2 separate regions of the Homo sapiens genome follow, and region 2 is linked to region 1. Evidence: read pairs that join two places in POLR2A ChIA-PET (ENCODE). Cell type or tissue: PC-9. All regions are shown on one strand. Each heading gives the region's core, and the rest is flanking DNA. Links, peaks and the distances in the headings are about the cores only. Region 1 has its middle 180 kb from the start of EGLN3-AS1. Region 2 has its middle 120 kb from the start of EGLN3.

What was found. Peaks named below come from ENCODE experiments on the same cell type or tissue, not always from the same donor. Only the 100,000 strongest peaks of a DNase experiment are listed, where the experiment ranks them.
Region 2: POLR2A ChIA-PET joins it to region 1 with 9 read pairs; 2 of 35 experiments call an interaction of 5 or more read pairs at or near these places.

What each region holds. Positions count from the first base shown.
Region 1 is chr14:34,214,375-34,218,773 of GRCh38, reverse strand. No RefSeq gene overlaps it. Among named protein-coding and RNA genes, the nearest start is that of EGLN3-AS1, 180 kb to the right of the region's middle. In PC-9, for the core only: no CTCF peak of the experiment used is centred there; no DNase peak of the experiment used is centred there.
Region 2 is chr14:33,833,624-33,838,022 of GRCh38, reverse strand. No RefSeq gene overlaps it. Among named protein-coding and RNA genes, the nearest start is that of EGLN3, 120 kb to the left of the region's middle. In PC-9, for the core only: no CTCF peak of the experiment used is centred there; a DNase peak (open chromatin) is centred at 1,632.

The DNA.
Region 1 (4,399 bases), core at 110-4,109:
TGGCCTTACAATTGAGGCCTGTTACACGACCTCAGACTTTTATTCCATTTAGTTATATTTCAGTGAGGGATTTGAACAAAAGATTTTCTCTCCTCTAAATTTGGCCTGGCACAGCATTTTGAAATGGACTCTAAGACAAGCCACTCTTTCTTGATAAGTAATAGGTCGAATGCGTCCTTTTGCCTTTATTTTTTCGCTTGCTTCCCTGATTTTGAATTTTGGGGTTCTGATAGTGATTGGTAGCTGGTATATCCCAGGTTAAAGAGATGAGACTATTCCTGCGAGATGCCCACACTTGAGCACCTTCCCAAGCAAATAGATGAAAGACTCTTCCACCTGTATGATAAAATGGGAACTAATCACCTTTCTAGGCTCCGCTATATTCAACAGCAAGAAAATAGGTGCCAGTCCGATTCCTGGCTTGTTTCCTACATTTCAGAGTTTAGACAATTTAATTGTTTACTTAGACTTCTTGTCTTCTCTCCTATACACTCTAAGGGAATTATTGTTCTTCTATTCTCTCGTAACAGTGGAATTGCCTGGTTATGCCTGTTCAGTAAAAGGCAGTAAGTTAGAGAGAGATAAAAAGATTAAAATAATAAAAATGACCCAAGATAATTAAAGTCTTCGATCTTGCATTTTTCTTGTAATTCCCAGGCAAATGCCTCTGAAACATAGTTTTATGATCTTAACTCTAAGCATCCTTGTTTATTACTTTAACCCATTGCTGGCATCTCTGGAGTGAATGATGAGAAGTTAGTGAATGCCCTAGGTTTCACAACTTGAAGTATGGAGTAAGTAAGAGCATTCATTTAATACAACTCCACATTTGCCCAGCATCTGAGTTATGTACCCCCCCACCCTCAGGGAGCTTACTCTTTCTCAGAGGAGATAGAAACAAATGATTCTAATCTGACTCTGTAAGTGCACTAATATTCTTCTAAAGAGAGTTGTTTGTTTGATCTGCTTGACTGCTGGAATTTTCATTCTCCTGATTATACTAATGAATAGTAAAGAGAAATGGAAGGTGCCAGAGGGAACTAAATTGATTTATGTAAGAAAGGACATGAATCTACCAGCAAGACTGAAAATAATATATCTAGAAGGTATGAGAAGGGACCAAGAGAAGTGGGGTGCTGAAGTTGGAAGAAATAGAGGTAGAGTTTGGGGGACCAACTGCCATGATGACTAGGACTTTTGGGGACAAAGAGACCCAATGACAATTTTTATTTATTTTTAAAAATTGAGATATAGCTTATATAAAATACACAAATGTTAAGTGTACTGCTCAATGCATTTTTACATATGAATATACTTGGGTAACTACTACCCACATCAAGATATAGAACATTTCAATCACCCCAGAGGGCTCCCTTACACCCTTGTCAATAGCTCAAGAGTGATCATTATTCTGATTCTAGTCCCATAGAGTAGTTTTGTGAGTTTTTAAACCTTATGTATATGGAATCATATAGTATTGATTGTTTGTTTCTGATTTCTTTCCCTTGGCTATGTCTATGAGATTTATACGTGGTTTTGTATGTATCAGTAATCTATTTTTTATTCTTGTGTAGTATTCCATTGAATAAATATACCATAATTAATTTCCCCATTTATCCATGGGCAAGTTAATGAATATGCTCATTGTCCATGTTAATGGACATTTGGGTTGTTTTCAGTTTGGGAACTATTTTGGGCAATGCTGCTGTGAATATTGTTGTGCATGTCATTTCTGTTTGGTAGACACTTAGGAGTGCAATGCTGGGTCACAGGGTATATGTGTATATTTAACTTCTGTTGATACTGCAAAATATAGTTTTCCAAAGTGGTTGTACCAATTGGCATCCTCTGCAGTAATGTAAGGTGCTCTAGTTGCTCCATATCTTTGGTAAACCTTAATAGGAATTTTAGAAAGTCTTTCTGGGTGTCACGTAGTATCTTTTGCCCCTTTGCTGCCCTTTATGAGGCTTCAGCAAAGCCCCTGCACTTGGAGTCAGATGGGTGTTGGATTCCTCGCATTTCCTATCAAGGGCAGCAAGCCCTGGTCCCCCTGGGTTTGAATCCTGGCTTTTCCATTTGCTAAGTGTATGTTCTTAGGCAAATTAGTTTTTGCTTATTTTATTTTATTTTTTGCCTTCTGAAACTTATTCTTCATCTCCACAATGAGAATCAATCATAAATTTATTACACAGGGTTTTAATGAGGATTGGATGAGAGAGTGTACATAAAGCCCTTTGCACAGGGCCTGGCATATAAAGTACTCAAAAAAAGTTAGCTTTAAAAAAAAAAAAAAGAAAAGAAAAACAAAAACAAAACAAAACAAAACCCTATTAACTGAAGTGGGAAAATTCCCAACTCTAAACACAGGAGAATAAAGTTGAGACACCTAGGACATCTCTCCATATCCATCTGGAGATTCTCCTTTCATAGCTGACCCTTAAAAGCTTGGACTTTGATTAGAAGAGGCAATCGTTCCCTAACACAGTAAGTCTGTACCCCTCTTCTGCATCCTAGTAGGTAATTGTGACTTTTCAGACATAGCTTTTTTTTTTTTTTTTTTTTTTGAGACAGAGTTTCACTCTTGTTGCCCAGGCTGGAGTGCAATGGCATGATCTGGGCTCACCACAACCTCCGACTCCTGGGTTCAAGCGATTTTCCTGCCTCAGCCGCCCGAGTAGCTGGGATTACAAGTGTGTGCCACCATGCCCGGCTAATTTTGTATTTTCAGTAGAGACAGGGTTTCCACCATGTTGGCCAGGCTGGTCTTGAACTCCCGACCTCAGGTGATCTGCCTGCCTCAACCTCCCAAAGTGCTGGGATTACAGGCGTGAGCCACCGTGCCCGGCCCAGACATAGCATTTTTAAGCTTAGCTTTTATGAAGACACAGGTGCACTAAAGTCATCCTTTTCTGACATCATCAACCACCATCACTGAGCAATTTTTTACAGTACTTAGAATTTCCTCTCAAAGGAGATTGGTAATACTCAAGGTAAGAGAAGATTGAAGAAAAAAGTTTAAGAAGAAAAAAGGAAAAAAAATAAAAAGAAAGCCTATTTAATTTTATGGTTGATGCAACTTGTTACATGTGTGTCCCGCCAGAATAAATCGGATCATCTGATTTTCAAATTGCTGGATCTATTGTTTCAGAAATAGAGGATGTAAATAATTTCAGTGCAATCTCCTGGATCTGGACCTCTCTCATCCAGAACTGTTATCAGCATTAGCATAATTTATGGTGCTATCTAATAATGAAATCACTGAACACTGATTGTACAGCTTCTTAAAGCTATAATTATTGCTCATTAGGAATGGATTTCATATTGTTTGCTCCTGGCACATAACAAGTTATTGAAAGAAAAAAGTTGTCAGTAGAAGTGGGAAACCAGGAAAGGCACTTTTTTTTTGTTCCTGAATGTTATCTCTGATGAATCTGTCTGAGATTTTGTCTTTAATTATAACGGAGAACAACTGGCCACATCATTAATTATCATATTTCTTTTTTAAGGAAAATTTTAGCTTCACATCAGATGCCTTTTTCAGTCTATGAGGTAGTAAGTGCTCTGTAAATGTTTGTTGACTGAATGACTGTGCAGGGAAAGCAATGAATGAAGACAAAAGCCACAATTTTGGCAAGTTAAACTCTGAGCAATGTCCAGCTCATACCAAACATTAACATTTCTTCCTTTCTTCCTTTCTTCCTTTCTGCCCGCCCGCCCGCCTGCCCGCCTGCCTGCCTGCCTTTCTGTCTGTCTTTATTTCTCTCTTTCTTTCTTTCTGAGACAAGGTCTCACTCTGTCATCCAGGCTGGAGTGCAGTGGCGCAATCTTGGCTCATTGCAACCTCCACCTCCTTGGCTCAAGCGATTCTCCTGCCTCAGCCTCCCGAGTAGCTGGGACCACAGGTGCACACCACCCCACTTGGCTAATTTTTGTATTTTTTTTTTTTTTGTAGAGATGGGGTTTCACCATTTTGGCCAGGCTGGTCTTGAACTCCTGAGCTCCAAGCGATCCACCTGCCTCAGCCTGCCAAAGTGCTGGGATTACAGGTGTGAGTCACCACACCTGGCCCTCCAAGAGGTTAGAGTTGGCAGTTTTTTAGGGGCATGAATCTGAAAAAAATAATCTTAGCTTATTCATCTCAGAACATCTTAAAATGCATTTTCTAAAATTACAGAGCAATACTTGCTTTTTCACTGTAGAAGATAAAAACAATACATGTATAGACTGAGTAAAATATGGGAGCCCCTTTCAGGTACTCTGATTGATCCTCTTCCTGAGGTAATGGCTATTCTTAGTACAGTATATGTATCCTTTAAGCCCTCATGTTTCTGGAAATATTGAGAATTCATTGTCTGGGATAATGCAGGAAAAAAAAAAAAGGTCTGCTTTTGTTGGCTAA
Region 2 (4,399 bases), core at 92-4,091, 380 kb after region 1:
TTTGATCCCCCAAAAAAACTACTTAGGAGACCCGAATCTGGGGGCAGATACATTTCCATAGCTCTTGCCTCAAGTGACTATTTTTTCAGTTTTATTGAGGTATAATTGACTAATTGTATATATTTGTAGTGTACAACATAATGTTTTAATATATGTATACATTGTGAAATATTGCCACAGACAAGCTAATTAACATATCTATCATCTCACATAGTATTTTTTGGGGTGAGAACATTTAAGATCTGTTAGCAATTTTCAAGTGTTTAATACACTTATTAAATATATAATCTGAATAACTAATCTGAAGATTATTGGACAGCATGGTGACTGTACAATAGTAATTCATCCTGTCTACCTGAAACTTTGTACTTTTTGAGCAAATCACCCCATTCCTCCTCAAGTGAGTATTTTAATGTTTAAGTTTCAGAAACTTTAGGGAAAAAATTCTTTTCTCTCTCACAAGTTAAAATCAAAGAACCCAGTCTGGTTACATTTAAGTGAGCCAGGAGGGCAAAGTTGGGGAATATTATGCCTGGGGCTACTTGCTCCCAGATCAACAGAGTTTAACAGCAAGAACAATACTTACTGAGCATTTATTACATGCCAGGTGTCGTGCTGATTACATCACAGGCCATAGATCCAATATGATCCTCACAATAGTAACTGTGACACAGTGCAACGCTTATTACCCCCATCTTATCAGCTGAGGCATATAGCACAAAAGCGAGAAGCTGAGGCATATAGCACATAAGCGACTTGACAGGGATCATGTGGTCACTAAGTAATAGCACTAGGATTCAAACCCAGGCCCATCTGATCCACATTCATAAAAACTGGGCTATCCTCGAGGACAACTACTTTTTTCACTGATAGTCTGGAAAGACGTTGTTGCTATGCCAGCTCTATAGCTCGGGTATCCCTGGAGCTGCTGCTTCAGGAATGTGGTCTTTACGTCACAGTCAGTACCTCCTCTTAGTTGCCTGTGTTAGGTCTAGATTCCTCCCCACCCAAGGTCGGATTCATCCTTGATGTGGAGATTTGGTTTTCTATTACGGAAATTCAGCTGGTTTGGAGATTTGGTTTTCTCTTACAGAAATTCAACTGGTTTGTATCTTTTGGTGGCCCTGCTGTGTTCCTTTCCCTTTGTTTTTCCTTCTCTTTGAAAGTGTTCTCTTTCAATCTTGTGGGGGTGATTTGGCACCGTTTATGTCTTAGTGCAAAGGGCTTCTGCTTTCAGAAAACCTCTATATCGTGGACTAAGGAGAGTGTTGGAGGCAGGCCCAGGGAGGGATGGCAGAAGGCCTGGGGGATGGGTGAAAATGAACACTATCCAGCAAAGCAGGAGGCAGGCAGCGAAAGAGCCGGAAGTACCAGGGCGAGGGGCAGGGAAGGGGCAGGTGTGTGGAAAAGGGCCAGGAGTGAGTGTGGAGACAAAATCATCTTTTATAAAAACCCTGCTGCTTGCCTTAACCTCAAACCTTTTTCTTATTGAAAAGGTAGGGTTGAGAAGTTAAGTCCTTCCTTGCAGGAGTGTGGGGAAAGGTCAAGAAGCTTGCTGCTTTGGCCTGCAGGCACTTGGTTAAGCCACAGAGGGGAAGAGATAAGCAGTTGGTTTTTCTCTGAAAGAAGAGGACGTATCAATTTGACAGTCGGCACCACAAGTGCTTACAACACCTTGGGGGCGGAACCTCTTCTATGATCTCCCTTAGGGCAAAAACTACTCCTGCTTGGGATGCTTTCAATAAAAACATCTTCTTGCATGATTCACCTTCTCTGGGGATAATTTCACATTATCCGTGGGGATTTTGAGTTGTTTGTGAGATCTCTATATTATACCTGCTTACTCTTTTCCCTGAGAGAAAGCAGTAGAAGGCATAAGAAGGCCAGGGTAGGGAGGTAAAAATCTTCCCATGAACCCTGTTTCTAAGCTTCAGAGCAATAATGACCAAATCTGGATACAATACCAATCGGGGAAGGAGACTTGTTCCTGGAAGACTTCTCTCCACGAGAGCAGAAAATTCTGTACAATGAAACCAACATAAGTAAAATAAACCATACAAAAGAATATGGAGAGAGATCCTGTGATAGGCAGAATTCCAGTCCCAATAACCATATCCATGTATTAGCCTTTGCCCTTAAGTGTGGCCACACCTGTAATTTGCTTCTAACCAATGGAATATGGCAAAGGTGATGGGCTATTACTCTCATGACTCTGTTATATGGCAAAGGTCTGTAATTTTGCACAATTTAGCTTATTAGTCAGTTGGCATGAATGAAAAGGAGCTATCCCAGGTAGGCCTGAACTAATCAGGTGAATTTTTAAAAACAGAGTCTGGCGGTCAAAGACAAAAGAAGTCAGAGATTCTTCTGCTGTCTTTGAAAAAACAAACTTCCATATTATGAACAGCACCACATGGCAAAAAATTGTGGTGGCCTCTAGGAGTTGAGGTCCTCAGCCCTATAGCTACATGGAACTCAATTCTGCCGATAGCCAGTGAGCTTGGTAGAAGACCCCCTACCTCAGACAAGATGGCAGCCCTGGGCCGGGCGTGGTGGCCCATGCCTACAATCCCAGCACTTTGGGAGGCTGAGGCAGGCAGATCGCCTGGGGTCAGGAGTTTGAGACCATCCTGGTCAACATGGCAAAACCCTGTCTCTACTAAAGATACAAAAATTAGCCAGGCATGGTGTCACGTGCCTGCCATCACAGCTACTTGGGAGGCTGAGGAGGAGAACTGATTGAACTCGGGAGGTGGAGGTTGCAGTGAGCCAAGATTATGCCACTGCACTCCAGCCTGGGTGACAGAGGGAGACTCCATCTCAAAAAAACAGAAAAACAAAACAAAACGAAAAGGGATCACAGCCCTGGCTAACACAGCGATTTCAACCTGGTAAGACCCTGGGCAAAGGACCCAGCTAACCTGCATTTGGTCTCCTGACACGTGGAAGCTGTGAGATGATAAATCTGTATTATTTTAAGCTGCTGTTTGTGGTAATTTGTTAGGCAGCAGTCAAAACGAATACAGATTCTATGTTTTTCAAATGAAAACTCAATGGTTTTCAAGATGACATCTTCTTCAAGACTTTATTGTCACTAAGCTAAATTGGAGCCACAATTATCCCCTTTTTCAATCACTACCTGCCATGACTCTTTGGAAGCCACCTTTTTGGAAGCTCTGTGGTTAAGGGCTTCCTGTCAGCTTACTTCTGGGGGCCTGTTGGAAGATAAATAAAGAGATGCTTCTGGTCTTGTTTTGTGGAATTACGTTATGCAAATTCCTGTGTACATTGGGCAAAAACCCTCTTTTAGGCTTAGGAGGTGTCCCTGCAGTGGTGTTGGTGAGGGAGAACCCACAGGAAGGCATTCCTGGGAAGTCTGGCTCACTCCAGCATGTAAATCATCCAGCAATATGCAAATGACTTCTCAGGCCTACGGTCCTTTCCTCCGTGATCTTCCTAGGCTCTGCCTGGGAGTTGAAAAGCCTCTACATTTGGCTGTGTTTTAGCTCATTCTCGTTGGGAGCATCTTCAAGTGCCTGGAAAATGTGGTTTTGTAGTTAAAACTGTAGAAGTGAGACGCATAAAGGACATTGGGAGTGCCAAGACCTGGTGCCAAGCTGGCTGCGTGTGTACCTGCAGCCCAGGGCTGTACTGTAGTCGATTACAGTCCAGCTCTTGCCAGGAAATAGGGCACTCTCACTTTACTCACCTTGGCATGAGCAGCGCAGTACCGCCTGTTGTGGTGTTTGCTGAATGAATGAAACCTTTTATTTTATGGAACAAATGAAGGCCAGTAGAGATTCAAACTCCTGCCCAAGGCCACATAACTTGCTAGTGGCAGAGCTGGTTCTGCAGCACCAGCTTTCTGAATTGCTGTGTCTTTCTACTTCCACCTCCCAGCCATGGCACAGGCCTGGTGTGCCCCTGAAGAGGTGGAGGCAGAAAGAGGACTGTGCCTTTTGTCCAAGGACATCACTAAGTGAGAAGCAGCGTCCCGATTCCAGTTGGGGCCCTGCCTCCACGTCCACCCGGTCTCCATCGAGCAGCACTTAGCTCCGTTTCTGTGTTGTACATGCTCTTGCTGATGGCCTCCCTGCTCAATTCCCTTCAGTGCCGTTTTCAGCTTCACACTTCATGAATTTTATTTGCAATCGATAAATAAACCTATTATCATCAGGGTTTTGTATTCTCATCATATATCGTCATCTGTCATAAACCATTGCATGCGGGAGTCCGGTTCATTCAGCATATCCCACTCATCATTATTTCTGAGTCAGTGGCTGAGAGACACAAACTGAAAGTGCAATGCCAAGAATTCAGTTTTCACTCAATAACATAAAGTCTAAAGATAAAAATCTTATTTAGATATTATTATTATATTTGAGATTAGTGCCGGGGG